Linked DNA regions of Homo sapiens: regions 1 and 3 are each linked to region 2. A link is an interaction called in ENCODE POLR2A ChIA-PET data of the cell type or tissue named here. Cell type or tissue: GM12878. All regions are shown on one strand. Each heading gives the region's core, and the rest is flanking DNA. Links, peaks and the distances in the headings are about the cores only. Region 1 has its middle 24 kb from the start of TM4SF18-AS1. Region 2 overlaps HPS3 (HPS3 biogenesis of lysosomal organelles complex 2 subunit 1). Region 3 overlaps TM4SF18-AS1 (TM4SF18 antisense RNA 1).

Region 1 (6,954 bases), core at 1,024-6,023, 110 kb after region 2:
TGAAACCCGGTATCTACAAAAATTACAAAAATTAGCCAGGTGTGGTGGTGTGTGTCTGTGGTCCCAGCTACTTGGGAGGATGAGGCATGAGAATTGCTTGAATCTGAGAGGCGGAGGTTGCAGTGAGCTGAGATCATGCCATTGCACTCCAGCCTGGGCAAAAGAGTGAGACCCTGTCTCAAACAAAACAAAACAAAACAAACAAAACAAAAACGTCACAAAAATTAGCTGAGTATGATGGTGCATTCCTGTAGTCCCAGCTATTCCAGAGGCTGAGATAAGAGGATCACTTGAGCCTGAGAGGCGAAGGTTGCAGTAAACAGAGGTCACACCACTGCACTCCAGCCTGGGCAACAGAGCAAGACTGTCTCAAATAATAAAGTAAAATAAAATAAAATAAAATAAGTAAAATAAAATAAAGTCATTGGGTGAATTGATGTATTATTTTCATAAGGCTATAATACTACAGCTAAAATCTCTAACTGAGTTGATGAATACTGTTTTTATTGCAGAATATTTATAAATAATGTTTATAACCCTACAAGCTCTGAATAGAATTTTACCAAGGATTCCAAGGTGTTCTTCTCTTGCCTTCTGTGTTTGGAAGGAAGCATCTGTGTATTCACGGTAAATCAGTTTTTTGTTAAGTTCCTCCAATTCTGGTTGGACTTCGTTCAAAAAATAACTGGGATTTACTATGCAGAGAAGGTAGATACACAAAGAACTTTTATATTCACAGTTATCACGTGAAAAGAAAGAATCCAAACACATCTGTTTAAAATATTTGTAATTTATTTCTGATTATAAATCTAAAATTTTGAAAAGAAAGAAAAATACAACAAAGAAAATGGAAATCTCCATAATCCCACCATCTATATATTACCATAGTCAGTATTTTCTGTAAATATCCTTTCAGTCTTTTATCTATGCACATATATATAATTATCTATATGTATCTACCTAGTTGTCTGCTAACTTACTTTTGGAATAAAAATTAAAAGATATTATACCTGACTTTTTCAGGTGGGTAATAACAAATATTGCTATTAAAACAACTATTTGCAGAGATGCTATAATATTAAAAAGATAGATGTTATTATTTTTTTAAATTGTTATAATAAAAAGGAGCCTCTGAGAAGAAGTTTCCTAACAATGAGAAGAATATTTCCTAACAATAAAGTGGTGACTTGCTATGCCAAAACATCATAGAATTTTACAGCCAGGGGGATCAAGCAAAATGAATCTATTAATTCATACTTATTTTAGTCGATATAAAATGAGAGTAAGCCCTAAATCTAAATCTAGTTTTTTGCTCTAAGCCCAGTTATCTTTCTGACATTTAATACAAAATTTCCATTACACAGATTGAGTAATTTACTGATGAGCTTAAAATGTAAGAAAAGGAGTAAAGGCACCCGGCACTCACATTCACAAAGAAGGACCAAAACACTGAGTAGATAATCACAAGTTGGATACAGCATCTAAGAGAGAACACTGGAATTCGGCAGGAAAGTGTCAAAGAACATCTGAGACACAGAAGGAAAGGGAAGCAAGGCAGCTGTCACTGCTCAGACTGGCTGGGAGCCAGGAGAGGCTCCCCAGTGTGGGAAAAAGATAAGTGAGAGAGCTTCAGCAGTCCATACTTCTACCATGGATTCCCGCTAATCCTAGCCACAAGAGAGCCCCTTAGCCCTTGCAGGCCCTGAGACTAGTAGAGAGAGTGGCTTGGAGTTGATACAATGGCATCATTCCAGGGAGGGAGTTCATGCTGGGTCCCATAAAACCCCCAAGACCCAAGTAGCTGTAGCATGGCACCATTTTGGGAGCCCAGCCCCAACCAGACTGTATCCTGCCCCAGGGCCCAACAGCCCTTGTATCTCCACATCCCTAGAACCCCAACGACATTCTCCTGTGTCCACTCAGAGGGCTGAGCACTGTGACACTGAAGCCGTATCCAGTAGATTGGCCGGGTCCCCACCACTCTAGCCCATACCATGTTCTACACTGTGGGGGATGGGCTGTGCCGTGCACCAGGGAGGCTACCCCAGAACAAAGGGAGCTGTGCATGCCCTCTCCAGAGCCTGAGAGCCATCTGCCTGGAGTGACTGCCACTGATAGCAAACACTGCCCTTTCAGCAGCAGGGCTACCACACACCAGAAGGCACCTTTGGTGGACATGAGACCAGCCCATCTAGATGCTGTCCTGGAGTCTGAGGACAGGCACACCTGCCCACTGCTGCTTCCACTCCAGTGTGCCATCTTGGGTACTGGGGATCGACTTGCCCTGCCTGCCACAGCTGTTCCTCATGTGCACTATCAGGGAACCTGAAGACAGTCTTGCCCCACCTGCTGTTGGCACCCAGGCATGCCATCTAGGGGCCTGAGGGTGAGTCTGCCCACTCTGCTGGTGCCCACACACATTAACTGGGAACCTAGGGACTGACCCACCGTATCCACCACAGTCTGCACTCATGCACACCATCGAGGGCCTGAGAACAGGTCCACTCTGCCTGATGCCACCTCTGCCAATGCCCACATGTGCTGTCCAGGGACCTGGGGATCAATCTGCCCTGCCTGCCATCACCAGCGTCTATGCACTCCTCCTCCCCAGGAGTCTCAGGGGGCGTGCCTGACCTGCCAGAGCCCACAAGTGTTATCGAAGCCTGAGGATCAACCTTCTCCACCAACCACCGCTGAATTTGTACACTACTTCCAGGGTATGAGGACAGGTCTGCCCAACCTGCTGCCATCACCTCTGCTGGCACCCACCTGCATGTACCACCTGGGGGTCTAGGGAATGGCCTGCTCAGACTGTTGCTTCCACCACTGGCACTTATGCATGTCACTTGGGGGCCTGAGGGTTGGCCTGCTACCACTCCTGCCTTCACAACCATACATGCCACCCAGGGACCCAAAAATACGCCCAACTCACCATTGCCACTGCTGACACCTGAGAAAGCCACTTGGAGGCCCAATAATTAGCCTGTCTGGATCCTCTAACACCAGTGCCCATGTATGCTGCTGGGCCCCAAGGATGGGAAGACTCAACCTGCTGCCACCACCACTGGGGCCCAAGGACTGTCCCATCTGGCATCCCCATCCCCAGCAAAACCTCCACTAACAACCACAGGATAAGCCACCAAGGAACTCACAGGCACCACTGATGCTGATTACAGCTGAGGAAATTGTACAGAAACCACATGACTGCACGCAGCAAGAATCAAAGTTAAAGCATCCTACCCAATCCACACTATAAATACATCTATAGAAAATGTCTCTTTTCCTACCAAAGCCACCGCCCCACAAAAAATGGGAAGAAGTGCAGATATCAATGTAAAACACAAGAAGCATGAAAAAGCAAGGAAACATGACACTTCCAAAACAACACAATGATTCCCCAGTGACAGATTCCAATGAAAAAGAAACGTATGACATGCCAAAAAAAGTCAAAATAACAATATTGAAGCTCAGTGAGATACAACAAAACACAGATAAGCAACACAAAGAAATCAGAAAAAAATTCATGATCTGAACAAGAAATTCAACAGATATACAATAAACCCCAAAAAGACATCCTAGAACTGAAGAGCTTTTTAAAAATTAAAAATATGATCTAGAGCTTCAACAACAGACTTGAAAAAATAATTTTTGAACTTGAGGTCTGGTATTTTGAAACAACCCAGTCAGAAAAAAAAAAAAGAGAGAGAAAGAAATGAAGAATTAAAAAGAATGAAAAAAGCATATGTGACATATGAGTGACATAAAGCTACCAAATATTCAAATGTTGGGTATTCCAGAAGGAGAAGAAATGGACAAAGACATAGAAAACCTATTCAACAAAATAATAGCTGAGGGCTGGGCATAGTAGCTCATGTCTATAATCCCAGCACTTTGGGAGGCTGGGAAAATTGATTGAGGCCAGGAGTTTGAGACTAGGCAAGGCAACGTAGTAAGACTCTATTTCTACAGAACATTTAAAAAATTAGCTGGGTGTGGTGGCACGTGCCTATAGACCTAGCTACTTGGGAGACTGAGGTGGAAGGATCGCTTGAGCCAAAGAGTTTGAGGGAACAGTGAGCTGTGATCATGCAATTGCCTTCCAACTTGGGTGACAAAGCAGGACTCTGCCTAAAAAAAAAAAAGTTTGTTTTCATTCCTTGTTAAAAAAACAAACACTGTTAATGCAAAAGAATAATAATAATAAACTGAAAAGTTCAAATGTCTTACAAGAGATATAGACATTCAGATACAGGAAACTCAAGGATCCCCAAATAGATCAACCTGAAAAGGCCTTCTCTAAGACACATTAGAGTCAAGAGTCAAAAACAAAGAAAGAAAAAAGAGAATTCTAAAAACAGCAAGAGAAAAGCATCTAGTCTCGTATAAAGAAATCCCCATCAGACTAACAGCAGATTTCTCAGCAGAACTCTTACAGGCCAAAACAGCATGAGATGATACACTCAAAACACTGAAAATAAAAAAAAAGAGTCAACCAAGAGTACTACACTCAGCAAAGCTATTTTTCAAAAATGAAGGAGAAATAAAATCTTTCCCAGACAAGCAAAAACTTAGGAAATTCATCACCATTAGATAGGCCCTATAAAAAATGCTTAAGGGAGTCCTATATCTGGAAGCAATAGGATAATATCTACCATCCTGAAAACACATGAAAACATAAAACTCATTGGCATGGCAGACACACAAATGAGAAAGACAAAGGACTCAAGGACTACAGAAAACCACCAAACTGCAATTATAACCAATAAGAGAGAAACAGAAGGGAAAAGGATATATGAAATAACCAGAAAACAATTACCAAAATGACAGGAATAAGTTCTTACCTATCAATAATAACCCTGAATATAAATAAATTAGAGTCCCCAATTAAAAGATATAGACTGGCTGAATGAATTTTTTAAAATGACCCAAATATATGCTACCTACAAGAAACTCACTTCACCTGTAAAGACACATAAAGACTAAACATGAAGGGATGAAAAAAGATATTCTGCAGAAACAAAAACCAAAAGTTAGTAGGAATAGCTATCCTTATATCAGATAAAACAGACTTTAAGTCAAAAATGTAAAAAGAGACAAGGTCGTTTTGTAATGATAACGGGATCAATTCAGTGAGGGAATGTAACAATTCTAAATATATATGCCCAACACCAAAGCACCCAGATACATAAAGTAAATATTATTGAGCTAAAGGGAGAGATAGACTCTAACACAATAATAGTTGAGAACTTCAACACCCCACTCTCAGCATTGGACCAATCATCTAGACAGAAAATCAACAAAGAAACATTGGATTTAAACTATACTTTAGACCAAATGGACCTAACAGATATTTACAAAACATTTTAACCACTAGCTGCAGAACACACATTCTTTTCATCAGCACATGGAAAATTCTCCAGGATAGACCATATGTGAGGCCACAAAATATTTCGACAAATTTTAAAACATTGAAATCATATCATTGTATAATGGAATAAAGCTAGAATTCAAGAGGAACTTTAGAAACTGTACGAATACATTAAAATTAAACAACATGATCCTGAGTGACCACTGGGTCAATGAAGAAATTAAGTAAGAAATTTAAAAATTTATTGAAACAAATGAAAATGGAAACCCAACAAATCCTTTAAGATTCAGCAAAAGCAGTGCGAGAGAGTATTTTATAGCAATAAATGCCTACATTAAAAAAGCTGAAAAAGGCCAGGTGTGGTGGCTCACACCTGTAATCCCAGTACTTTGCGAGACCAAGGCAGGAGGATCGCTTGAGGTCAGGAGCTCGAGACCAGCCTGGCCAACATGGTGAAACCCTGTCTCTACTAAAAATACAAAAATTAGCCGGGTGTGGTGGTGTGTGCCTGTAATCCCAGATGCTTGGGAGGCTGAGGCAGGAGAATCACTTGAACCAGGGAGGTGAAGGTTAGAGTGAGCTGAGATCATGCCACTGCACTGTAGCCTGAATGATAGTACGAGACTCTGTCTCAAAAAACAAAACAAAAAAAAGTAGAAAGATTTCAAGTAAATATCCTAATGATGCACCTCAAGGAACTAGAAAAGCAAGATAAACCAAACCCCAAATTAGTAGAAGGAAAGAAATAATAAAGGTCAGATCAGAACTCAGTTAAAAAGAGACTAAAAAGACATACGAAGGCTCAACTAAATGAAAAGTCAGTTTAAAAAAAAAATAAACAAAATAGATAAACCACTAGCTAGACTAACCAAGAGAAAAGAGAAGACACAAATAAACAGAATTAGAAATACAAAAGGAGACATTACAACTGATACCATAGAAATACAGAGGATCATTAGAGATTATTATGAACAACTGTACAATAACAAACAGAAAAACCTAGAGGAAATGGATAAGTTCCTGGACACAGATAACCTACTAAGATTGAACCAGGAAGAAACAGAAAACCTGAACACTCCAATATTGAGTGATGAGATTGAATCAGTAAAAAAACATCCCCCAAGAAAGAAAAGCCCAGGACTGGATGGCTTTACTGACAAATTCCACCGAACTTACAAAGAAGAATTAATACCAATTCTTCTCAAACTATTCCAGAAAATTGAAGAACAGGGAATTCTTCCTAACTCATTCTGCAAGGTCACCATTACCTTAATACGAAAACTAGACAAGGACACAACATAAAAAGAAAACTACATATCTCTGATGAACATAGATGAAAACATCCTCAACAAGATACTTGCAAACCAAATCCAACAAATATCAAAAAGATAATACACCATGATCAAGTGGGTTTTTTTCCCAGGGATGCAAGGATGTTTCAACATAGCAAACCAATCAATGTGATATATTACATTAACAGAATAAAGGACAAAAACCATATGATCATATCAGTAGGTACAGAAAAAGTGTTTGATAAAGTTCAACATCCTTTTGTGACAAAAACTCTCAACAAATCAGGCATAGGA
Region 2 (5,000 bases), core at 1-5,000:
CACTTGGAATAAAAACTCCAAATCCATTCCATGGCGTATATGACCTTAACTCTAAGCCCATCGTGTCCCACTCTCACCCTGCTTACTATTCTTCATCCATAGTGGCCTTTCCCTCTTCCTTAGAGACGCCACAGGCACGCTTATCTAAGACCTATTATTTGCTCTTCTTGTGCGTAGGGTACTCCTCTCAGCCTTGTGTGACTGGTGCATTTAAGTCATTCAGTTCGCAGCTGAAGTGTAACTTCATGACGGAGGACTTCTCTGACCTCTCAATTTAAAATATCCCTTCTCCACTCACACTGGAGTTTACTTGTTTACTCTCCATCCCAATCCCCATCACTAGAATGAAGGCTCTGTGAAAGCAGTTACGTTGTTTTGAACACTGTTGTATCCCTAGAATCTGGAACAGCAGCACTTAGTAGGTACCTGATGAATGCTGACTGAATAGACGAATGGATGGGTCATATGTATTTGAGCTGGGCCGTAATGGATGATAGAGATTTTGGAAAGATATTACATAATGGGAACCAACATTATATGAGGTGTAAAATTATGTGTATTTGGAGATTCGTGAGCAGTTCTCTTTGGCCAGAGCACAGATATATGTTAAAAAAGAATAGGGAGAAAAAAACTGGACAGTTGACTTTCAGCCAAATATGGAGAGTACAGAATTGGACTTCTGCTATTAATTGGTGTCCTTCAAGGGTGTCAGTCAGGGTACTTGTTAAACAACTTTGGTTATGAAAAATTACAGCCACATGTAGATAGAAAATAGTGCAGTGAACCCCCACGTACCCATCAAACAGCTTCAACAGTGTTGCTCCATGCTACATTATTTTGATGCACATCCCGGAGTTCATACCATTGCATTCATAAATATTTCAACATATGTCTCTAAAAGTATTCTTTTACTTAAACCCAAAATGCTATTTCACATTATAAAAAATTTGTTGCCGGGTGCGGTGGTTCACGCCTGTAATCCCAGCACTTTGGGAGGCTGAGGTGGGTGGATCACAAGGTTGGGAGTTCGAGACCAGCCTGGCCAATATGGCGAAACCCCGTCTCTACTAGAAAAAAAAAAAAAAAAAAATTAGCCAGGCATGGTGGTGGGCGCCTGTAGTCCCAGCTACCTGGGAGGCCGAGGCAGGAGAATCGTTTGAACCCGGGAGGTGGAGGTTGCAGTGAGCCGAGATCGTGCCACTGCACTCCAGCCTGGGTGACAGAGTGAGACTCCGTCTCAAAAAATAAAAATAAAAAAAATTTTGTTGATACCACCAGATATCCAGTAAGTGTTCACATTTCTCTAATTGACTAAAAAACTTCTGTAATTCATTTGTTTGAATCATATTCCAAATAAAGTTCATACATTGCAATTGATTGCTATGTCTTTTAAGGCTCTTTTAATATCTAGGCTTTCCTTCCTCTCTTTTCTTTGCATCTTATTTAACAAGAAATTAGACTCTTTACTGTAAAATTTCCAACAATCTGAATTTTGCTAAGTGAATCCTTACGTGTCATTTAACATGTTTCTCTGTCCACTGTATTTCCATTTGAGTTGGTAGATGGAAATCTATGCTGTTTAGTATGGTAGCCATTAGTCACATGCCGCTATTAAGCACTTGAAATATGACTAGTCTGAATTGAGATATGGCATAAGTATAAAATACACACTAGGTTTTGAAGACTAAGTACAAAAATGTATATAATATTAATTTTTGTGTTTATTGCTTCTTGAAATGGTAATATTTTTGATATGTTGGGTTAATACAATATTATTAAAATTTTACTTGTTTCTTTTTACTTTTAAAAATGTGATTACTAGAAATCTAGTAATTGCAGATGTGGCTCACATATTTCTATCAACATTGCTGGTCTATACTCAGGCTTGCTCAGATTATTTATTATTCTTTTTATTATTTTGAAACCCAAGTAGTGTTGAGCTCTGCCAGTGGACTCTTTTTGTGATGTTAACAGCCATTGATGATCATTACTTAGATCTGTTAATTTAGTAGGGGTTGTACAATGCCGATATTCTAATTATATTACTCCTTTTTTATTTCTTACCAACATTCTTCTATAAAGAGCAACTTCCCCTTTGCAACTCTTTGGTTACCCACTGATACAGTTTGCATAGCAAAGTCAATATATGATTATTTCCCCCTTTATTTACTGGTTTCATGGTGTTTTATTTCTTTCATTTTTGCATGCAGGTTCTCTTACATCTGATGGAAAAAATTTGTCTCAGGAAAAAGAATTGCTGAGTCTCTTTTGCTTTTTCTCCTTACCTCATGTGGGCTATCTCTACATGGTTGTCAAATCTGTTGAATTGATGTCAGTCTACCAGTATCCTGAAAAGTCTCAGCAGGCAGTACTCACGCCACAATTTTTGCACGTCATTACAAGGTACTGTTAGAGGGTCACTTGCTGGCCTGTGAGTCACTTATTTGTAAATTTTTGAGGTACTTCCTAAATCTGTGAGAATTGTGTGAACTAGCATAGAGTACTATAAATGCATGAGTTACATGTCATTGTAAGTCTGTCTTTTGATGACCCATACCTGCCTTTTCAATGTCAAAGATTTAGACTCTGGTTTTGTCTTTGTTTGTTTCCCTAGACTGGATAGGGGTCCCTGTAAGGAAGTATAAGGTTCTTCATAAAGGAAGACTTTCATAGGGAGTTTTAATGAAAAGTCAATGCAGCCAGTCAGAGCGTCTCTTTAAGTTTCTTTTTAGATTTCCTAAATTTTTTTTCTCACTGCTACCATATTTTTCTAGTATAAATTGAGTTATTTATAATAGTTTAGAACTGTGAAGGGGCCAGAGAGATGATCTGATTCTCTCCTTGATTGGCACAGATAGGGAAGTTGTTACAGAGAGGTTAGAATTGGCCAAAGTCATGTGCTAATTGGTGGCAGATGTGTTGAGTTGCCTTCCCCTATTATGCTGGCATGTAAACTGGGTTCACAAGCAGTAGCTTGATTTCATTTCCTTTTAATCTCAGCAGCATATGATGGTTTTGGTTCTATTTCCTGTTTTTTGAGCTTAGATTATGTTCAGGGCACTTCCTTGTGCCCTCTGACCATGCAACTGTGAATAAGATACACCAACCACTTTCTAAAGCAACAATAGAAGAGAAGGTTAGAGAGACACACAAGAGTCACAGACACTAGGAGATTTGCGAAAAATGTCTTAAGACCTCATGAAAGTGCCATTGACATTGGGAGGAGGGAAGTTACTTCTGGCTAAGTTGTATGGGGAAGTTGTGGATAGCTGATTGTGTTTGAAGTGAAGCATGAAAGCTAGCTAGAATTTTGGTAGATGAAGATTGAAAGAGATGTGCATTATAGATTGAAGGAAGACTATAAACAAAAACTGTATCAAGTTTTTAGGAACATCCAAAAATTAATTGCACAGGACAGAGATCACCCCACCACTGAGTGGTAGTATCACAATCTCTAGCAGGTGCTGGAGATTCCAAACTGCATAGAACCAATCTGGAGATTCTGATATCCACTCTTAGTGGTTGCACTCCCTTCTCCACCTGATTTCTGGCTTAAGGAGAAATGCTGCTGATGGCAGTGTGTTTCTTAAGTGAACAATGTGGAGGTAGCTACTCTTTCCAGTGTCCAAAGTGTTGTGTAGTGATGTTCTTTAAATATGAAGAAGCTGAAAAGTAGACAGGTGGTGAAAACAGTGCTTGAAAAGAGAGCTCAAGGATTTGAAAATTAAACTAAGGACTTTTTTTTAAAGTTTTAACCAGAGAAAGTAATATGATCAGAACATTGTTTTAGGAAAATTAATGGTGGCTGTTGTGGAAGATGGATTGAACATAGATAAATAAGCTATTGGAATAGTTCAGGCAAGGATATTAAGGGGCGGTATTCAGGCATGGTAGTGTTAATGAAAGGAGAAGGGAGGATGCATGGGAGAGGCTTCAGTGGGAAAGTTAAAAGACTTGTCTGATGGGATAATGGGGATGTAGGAGGCATGAAAAATCCCACCAAGGTTTTGCCTGCTTTTATGAAACAATGGAGGCTGGTGAAATGTGGGGCAAAAGAGATGTTTGGTTTAGACATTTGAGTTTGAGATGCTTATAGATTATCAAGACATAATGCTAAGTAGGCTTTTGGACACATAGAACTGTAGATTAGGGTAAAGAGGAAAGCTTAGAAGTTTTACTACCGCCAAAAAAAAAGTTGATTATTAAAGTAGTGAGAGTATGTAGATAGTGAAAAGTTATTAAAGAATTAAACTCTGGTGAAGGTCTTGCTCAGCAAGCAAGAGGAGAAAGACAAAGATTTTTAAGGATGCAGAAGAATCTAGGAAACTATACCATCTCAGAAACAATGGAAAAAGGGAAAAGAAAGGAATATACTAATTTCTGTCCCATCATATAGATGTAAAAGACTATCCATCTTTTTCCCATCTGATTGCATATACTTGAAGTACACTGAGAATTTAGTGAGTGGACCCACTAAATCTGTTGCCCCATCTCTCTTATTTATAAGTTATGTACATATTTGGAGTGTAGAGCCCTGAAAGCATTATATTATGGGTTTGAATGGACTTGTAATGCGTGGGTTTTGACTGCCTCCAGACAGGACATTTTTGAGCTTTTCTTATTATCAGCACTAAAGGAGACTGACATCATTAACTTCACTGTGAAACCATTAGACATTAGAATAGCAGTTGTTTTATGTAAATTCAGATTCTTAATAAGAATCTCCACTCCTGTTTTTCAAATCAAATCGGAGTTTCTCTTTTGTTGCCCAGGCTGGAGTGCAATGGCGCGGTCTCAGCTCACTGCAACCTCTGCCTCCCGGGTTTAAGCAATTCTCCTGCCTCAACCTCCCAAGTCGCTGGGATTATAGGCACCTGCCGCCATGCCCGACTAATTTTTTTGTATTTTTAGTAGAGATGGGGTTTCACCATGTTGGCCAAGCTGGTCTCCAACTCCTAACCTCAGATGATCCACCCGCCACGGCCTCCCAAAGTGCTGGG
Region 3 (6,954 bases), core at 778-5,777, 140 kb after region 2:
TCCTTCCCAAAGTTAGCTCGGCCTACGCCCAGGAATGAACAAGGACAGCTTAGAGGTTATGAGCAAGATGGAGCCAGTTAGGGCAAATCTTTTTTCAGTGTCTTAGTTATAATTTTGCAATGGTGGTTTCACAACTTTAAATCATGACTATCATAGTTTTCATAAATAATCTAGGTAAACAATTAAAATAAAATAATTAGGTAAATGTAATGGGATAAATACTTGTAGACAAACTGGTCATAATTTAGAATATAAAGTTAAATTAAATAATAGATATTTTACTATTTGGGCATTTTCCAATAAATATATATTGTAGGAAAACATTCTTGCTAAAAAAAAGTGTGTCTTTAAAAAAAAGGTGAACAAGTTTCGTCTAATTCAAAGCTTAAAGGTTATGTGTAAAACAAGGTAAAAGGAACCAGGAAACAAAAAAAGATGCATAGAAAGTTATAAAAATAAAAGAGTTTTTTTAGGTAAAGAAGCTGAAAGAAAAGTAATTTTAGGTAAGAAAGAATCCTGCATGGTAAATATAGTCCTAAAATAAAATAACTGGTTGTTTAAAAAGAATGTTGAGAACAAATTAGAAAGTCTGACCATGTCATGAGCGGTCAGTATAAGTCACAATAAGAGGAGATATATATATATATATACACACACACATATATACATATCTTTTATATCATCAGGTTGTCATATTATTATTGTTTTGGTTTGCTTAGAAATATATATATATATATAAACCTTGGGCACCTGTCAGGACTTCCTGAGGCTGTGTCATGGGCGTGTCCTCAACGTTGGCAAAATAAACTTTCTGAATTAACTGAGACATGTCTTAAATTTTGGGAGTTCACAAGGGAAACAAGGGTAAGAATTAAACTTCACTAATATTTCTCACCCTCCAAAGCCACTTCAACCACTGCCTTTCTCATTTCGGTTAATAGCAACTCCAATCTTCCAGCAGTTTAGGCTGCAAAACCTTAGCTCCTCTCTGTCTTACACTTCACATCCAATCTGTCACCTATTCAAAGTATCCCCCAAATCGAGCAATTTCTCACCATCTCTTACTAATACACCTCAGGTCCAAACCACCAGTATACCTCCCTAGAGTACTCCAATAGTCTCCTAAGTAGCTTTCTTGCTTCTATCTCCCTTCAGTTTATTCTTAACAAAGCAGCCTGAGTGGCCCTTTAAAAATATAAATCCAATCAGGTAATTCCTCTGCTCATTGCCTTACAATGGGCCATATTTTGATATGGACAGGAGACAGGGAAATACTGGATAGAAGAGGGCAGTTCCCTGGCAAAGGCCCCACCCTCAAGCTTGGAGACCCATGGCCTTAAATGGGAACAGCCATTTCTGTTTTCGCACCCCAAAAGTTGCCTTTTATCCTGCCATGCTCCCCTATCCTGTACCCATATAAACCCCAAACCTCGGGCTCCAGAAGCAGATGAGCAGATGAGGAGACGCCTCTATTCCGTGTCGTTTAGAATGAGCAAACAGTTGTCTTCACCATCCCAGACAAGCAGATGAATGGTGAAACGATACAGCAGAGAAAGAGAGAAGAGGAACATTTGAACGCCGAGAGGAGTTCAGCCGAGGGTGGTCGGAGAGGTTTGGCCACCCAGCAGGAAGATTATCTTCCCGTGCCATCCCCGCTTCCAGCTCTGCATCCATCCTTCAGAGAACCACCTCCACCACTCAATAAAACCCTGCATTCAACCTTCAAGCCCATGTGTGGCCTGATTCTTCCAGGATGCTGGGCAAGAGCTTGGGATACAAAAAGTGGTCACATTGGCCCTCTGCCCTTGTGAAAAGGCAGAGTGTCCATTGAGCTGATTAAATTCAAGCCATCCATGGACAGCAGGGCTAAAAGGGCACACTGTAACACACCCCCACTTAGGCTCCTGCACCTGTCCATCTGCATGCTCCCCTCCCCTCAGGGGTTTGAGCGTGTAGCAACAGAACAGGCGAGCCACACCCTGTAAAGCCCTGGGGCAACTGAAGGTGTTTTTTTGCTGCAAGGCCCCAGGACTGAAGTCTGTTGGCTAAAACCCCCAGATTTTGCTTGATGTCTTCTCTTCTCTCACAGTTTGAAATGGCTCTCATCTCTTCCTTTATGATGTTACGGGTTTTGGTTCAGGCTGTGCAATATTAAATAGAATGAGCATTTGGCTCAGCCATCAAAAGTGCAATTCAGGCCGGGTGTGGTGGCTCACACCTGTAATCCCAGCACTTTGGGAGGCCGAGGCAGGCAGATCACGAGGTCAAGACATCGAGACCAGCCTGGCCACCATGGTGAAACCCTGTCTCTTCTAAAAGTACAAAAATTAGGTGGGTGTGGTGGCACGTACCTGTAGTCCCAGCTACTCAGGAGGCTGAGGCAGGAGAATCGCTTGAACCTGGGAGGTGGAGGTTGCAGTGAACCGAGATTTCACCACTGCACTCCAGCCTGGTGACACAGTGAAACTCCATCTCAAAAAAAAAAGAAAAAGGAAAAAAGAAAAAAAAAGTGCAATTCAGAACAATGTGATTTCTGTTTATTCTTAGAAGTATCATCACCACCCCCACCCCAACAGTCTCAGGTGCACATGGCACCTCCTTTTCTTACCCCCCAACTCCTAGCTCGGGCACCTGGGCATATCCACAGCATGCAAAAGCCACACCCAATGGCCACAAGGGGCAGGAGAAAACTGCAGCTGCCACCAGGACCCTGCGCAGCCGGCTGGCTGGTGCTTCCCGCCTGCAGCATCAGTGGAACTTTTCTTCTCCTGGCCAAGGAGTTCAGCTCAGTTCAAACTGGGGGAAGGACCCATTAGCAGTGAGCAAGGGCTTCTTCCCTCAGGACCTCCCCGTTTTGACCCTTTAACTGTTTTCTCTTTTCTCCTTTTCTAGATTAGAGGGTTCCTATCCCCCTGATAACTGCAAATTCATCAGGGCTCATTTGAGGTTTAATCTAAACAGATACATGCAACCCTCTAAAATACTTTTTAGTCTCAAACTTGACTCCAAGCTTGAGGCTGAGGCCATAGAAAGAAAAACCAAATCTGAGGGGTCCAAAGCCAGGCAACAGGCACAATGTAAATGGGCAGGACCAATTCCTGCTGACTAAACCCCCCACCTCATGGAAGGAGGCCATGCTCCATGGAATAAATGAAGCCCAGGGAACCCAAGGGTTGCTGGCAGTAGGAAAAATGGAGGCAAAGTTAAGGGCAAATAATTCCTATTCTCTAGGCCTTCCCTGCTTCATGGGTGCATGCCGGATCAGTAACCATGGGTGGCGACTGCCAAGGTTGCCGAGACTCAGGGACAAAAAGATGGAAGAAAAAGAAAGGACACTTGCTTCCTCTCTCCATCACACCCCAAGTTTTCGCTGCAGTAAGGAAGGGAAATGAGGGACACCTCTATTCCCTGTCTTTCATAATGGGCAACCAGTTCTCTTCACCACTGCCAGCCTATACTCCTCTGGGGTGTATCCTGAACCACTGGGACTGCTTTGACCCTCAGAATTCGGAGGAAAAATGCCTCATAGCCCTGTGCACAAAGGTTTGTCCAAATTATGAAGGACTATGATGGCCTCAGGAATGAACCATTCATTTTGATACCATCTGGCAGTTGGACCATTTCCGTAGACATGAGTACTGATGGTCTGAGACCTCATATATGCAGGCTTTCTACACCTTGCAAGGCAATCCAGACTTTTGCTGACAGTGTAAGATTGGTCCAGGCCTGCTGTTTGCCATCTCAGGAAAGGCTGCAAGGGGCAAGCCGAGAGAACTAAAGATACAAATCCTAGAGCAGGGGAGCCAGCTCCCTCCAGCCCTGCTCCTCTGGGTCCACCCAACCTCCCTATCCAGCTTCAGCTTCTCACTTGCTCCCTCCTAGAAATCCTCACCCTAGACAAGCCCCAGTCTCAATCTTGCCCCTCCAACAGATGCCTGTTGAATCTGACCTCAGTAAGGTTCAGGTCCCCTTCTCTCTACTGGACTTAAAGCAAATTAAGGGGGGATCTTGGCAAGTTTTCAGATAACCCTGGCAGATATATAGAGGCTTTCCAGAATTTCACCCAAGTATTTGAATTCTCCTGGAGAGACGTTACTTTACTTTTGAATCAGGCCCTAATGGACACTGAGAAGCAGGCCACTCTGCAAGCAGCAGAGAGATCTGGGGATGAGCTTTGTATCATATATAGTGTCAGAAAGGGGATGAACATTATCCAACTGGAAGAGAAGCAGTACCAATGGATGACACTGGATGGGATCCCAATGATGAAATGGGAGACTAGAAGAAGAGGCACTTTCAGGTGTGTATAATGGAGGGCTTGTAAGACTAGGAGCAAGCCTCTCAATTATACTAAGTAATCCATGATTGACCAGAGATTTGATGAAAATCCCACTGCCTTCCTGGAAAGGCTAAGAGAGGCCTTGGTAAAGCACACCTCTCTATCTCCTGATTCTGTTGAGGGACAACTAATCCTAAGGGATAAATTTATTATCCAGGCAGCTCCTGATATCAGGAAGAAGTTGCAGAAATGGGCCCTGGGACCAGATAGTACTTTGGAGACCCTTGGTAGATAGTACTTTAGTAGCCACCCTGGTCTCTTATGATAGAGATATGGAGGCCCAGGAGAGACAGAGGAATTACTGGAAAGATACAGAGGCTTCAATAGCCACCATGCAAGCCCACAAACCCCAGAATTCCCAGGGTGCACCTGTTAACTGCTACAGATGTGGCAAGCCAGGGCATTTCAAGAAGGATTACCCAGGCAGCACGAGGAAGCCACCTCAACCCTGTCCAATCTGCAATGGGGACCATTGGAGGGTGGACTGTCCCTGGGGATGCTGGTCACCAGGTTCAGAACCAATCTACATGATCCAGCAGCAGGACTGATGGGTCCTGGGTCTCCTTTCCCTGGCTCCAGTGGTCCAGACCATCATTACCATCCAGGAGCCCCAGGTAATTCTGGAAATTGAAGGGAGGAAATTTTTGGACACCAGGGCTGGTCTCTTGAGTTCTCCCCTCCAGTCCTGGGCCCTTCTGCTCTCTTAGCACAATCATGAAGTGTGTCTCAGGGAGGACTTTAACCCGATATTATCCCCAACCCCTTAGTTGTAGCTGGGGAGACATTTTGTTCACCCATGCTTTTCTAATTATGCCTGAAAGCCAAACTCCTCTGTTGGGCAGGGATATTCTGGCCTGTATAGGGACCACCATCCTGATGGCCCCTGGGCAAACTCGTTGTCTCCCCCTAGTGGAGACTGATATTAACTCAGAAGTTTGGGCAACTTGAAGGAAGATTGGCTGAGCCACACCTGACATATTGGTCTGGGTTCATCTTAAAGATCCCACCTCCTTTCCTAACCAGAAACAATATTCCCTGAAACCAGAAGTTAGGAAAGGACTAGAAGCCATCATTGATGACTTGAAGATGTAGAGCCTCCTCAAACCCTGCAACAGCTCTTGTAATACCCCAATATTGGGGGTACAAAAACCCAACAAGGATGAAGACTAGTTCAGGACCTCCACCTTGTTAATGAGGCTGTGGTTCCAATACATCCAGTGGTTACCAATCCATATACCCCACTAATTCAAATACCTGAGGGGACTAAATGGTTCACAGTTCTGGAACTAAAGGATACCTTCTTCTGCACACCTTTACACACTGACTCCTAGTGTTTGTTTGCATTTAAGGATCCCTCTAACCAAACCACCCAGAACACTGTTACCTCAGGGGTTCCGAGACAGCCCCACCTTGTTTGGCCAGGCATTATTGAGAGACCTCTCTGAATTCCTTTATCCTCAGGTTAAAGTTTTACAATACATGGATGACCTTCTCTGCGCTCCAACTGAGGAAATCTCTTAGGAGGGCAGTAAGGCCCTTCTTAACTTTCTGACTAACAGAGGATATAAGGTTTCAAAATCTAATGCTCAGGTATCTCAGACTTCAGTGAAATACCTAGGTCTGGCTTTGTCAGAGAGGGCCAGGGCATTGGACAAAGAGAGGATTAAGCCCATCTCCTCCTTTCCCTTCCCTAAAACCCTCAAGAAACTGAGGGAATTCTTACACATTACAGGATTCTGCAGACCATGGATACCTGGGTACAGTGAAATAGCTTGTCCCTATTTCACCTAATAAAGGAGACTCAGACAGCTAAATCTCACTGTCTAATTTGGGAACCAGAGGCTAAAAAGGCCTTTGACCAACTAAAACAAGCCTTGCTTAAGGCACCAGCCCTAAGTCTCCCCATAGGGAAAACATTTAAGCTTTATGTATCAGAGAAAAGTAATGGCACTGGGAGTTCTAACACAGACCTGGAGTTCAGCCCAGCAGCATGTAGGCTACCTGAGTAAGGAGCTTGATTTGGTAGCCACATGATGGCTAGCCTGACTCTGGGCATTCACAGCAATAGCCTTGCTGGTACCAGAGGCTAATAAGTTAACCACGGGGAATAACTTAACCGTTTATATCCCACATAATGTGGCAGGACTACTGTCTTCTAAGGGGAGTCTCTGGCTAACAGAAAACCACCTCCTCAGATACCAAGCTCTGTTATTAGAAAGTTCTGCAGTCCTTCTAATTAAGAACCTGTCCCTAAATCCAGCCACCTTCCTCCAAGAGGAATCCAGGGAACTTGAACATGACTGCTAGCAAATAGTAGTACAAACCTATGCAGCCAGAGAGAACCTCAAGGAAACCCCCTTAGATAACCCAGACTGGATTCCGTTTATGGACGGAAGTTTTTTTTGTAGAAAAAGGAACTCACAGAGCAGGGTATGCAATAGTTACTCTGAATGATGTTGTTGAGAGTGCACCTCTCTCCTTGGGCACAAATGGTCAGCTAGTTGAACTAATCACCCTCACGAGGGTGCTCGAATTAAGCAAAGGAAAAACGTTAACTTTTATATTGATTCTAAGTATGCTTTCCTGGTCCTCGATGCCCATACCACTATCTGGAA

The links. ChIA-PET counts read pairs that join two places held together with the same protein. Peaks named below come from ENCODE experiments on the same cell type or tissue, not always from the same donor. Only the 100,000 strongest peaks of a DNase experiment are listed, where the experiment ranks them.
Region 1: POLR2A ChIA-PET joins it to region 2 with 5 read pairs; 7 of 35 experiments call an interaction of 5 or more read pairs at or near these places.
Region 3: POLR2A ChIA-PET joins it to region 2 with 5 read pairs; 7 of 35 experiments call an interaction of 5 or more read pairs at or near these places.

Annotation. Positions count from the first base shown.
Region 1 is chr3:149,256,895-149,263,848 of GRCh38, forward strand. It overlaps the pseudogene CPHL1P. Among named protein-coding and RNA genes, the nearest start is that of TM4SF18-AS1, 24 kb to the right of the region's middle. In GM12878, for the core only: no CTCF peak of the experiment used is centred there; no DNase peak of the experiment used is centred there.
Region 2 is chr3:149,143,144-149,148,143 of GRCh38, forward strand. It overlaps HPS3 (HPS3 biogenesis of lysosomal organelles complex 2 subunit 1), which reads left to right. Exons shown (of 17, transcript NM_032383.5): 5 at 2,211-2,403. Among named protein-coding and RNA genes, the nearest start is that of HPS3, 16 kb to the left of the region's middle. In GM12878, for the core only: no CTCF peak of the experiment used is centred there; a DNase peak (open chromatin) is centred at 3,009.
Region 3 is chr3:149,286,134-149,293,087 of GRCh38, forward strand. All of the region lies in intron 1 of TM4SF18-AS1 (TM4SF18 antisense RNA 1), which reads left to right. Among named protein-coding and RNA genes, the nearest start is that of TM4SF18-AS1, 4.8 kb to the left of the region's middle. In GM12878, for the core only: a CTCF peak has its summit at 5,246 (motif pointing left); no DNase peak of the experiment used is centred there.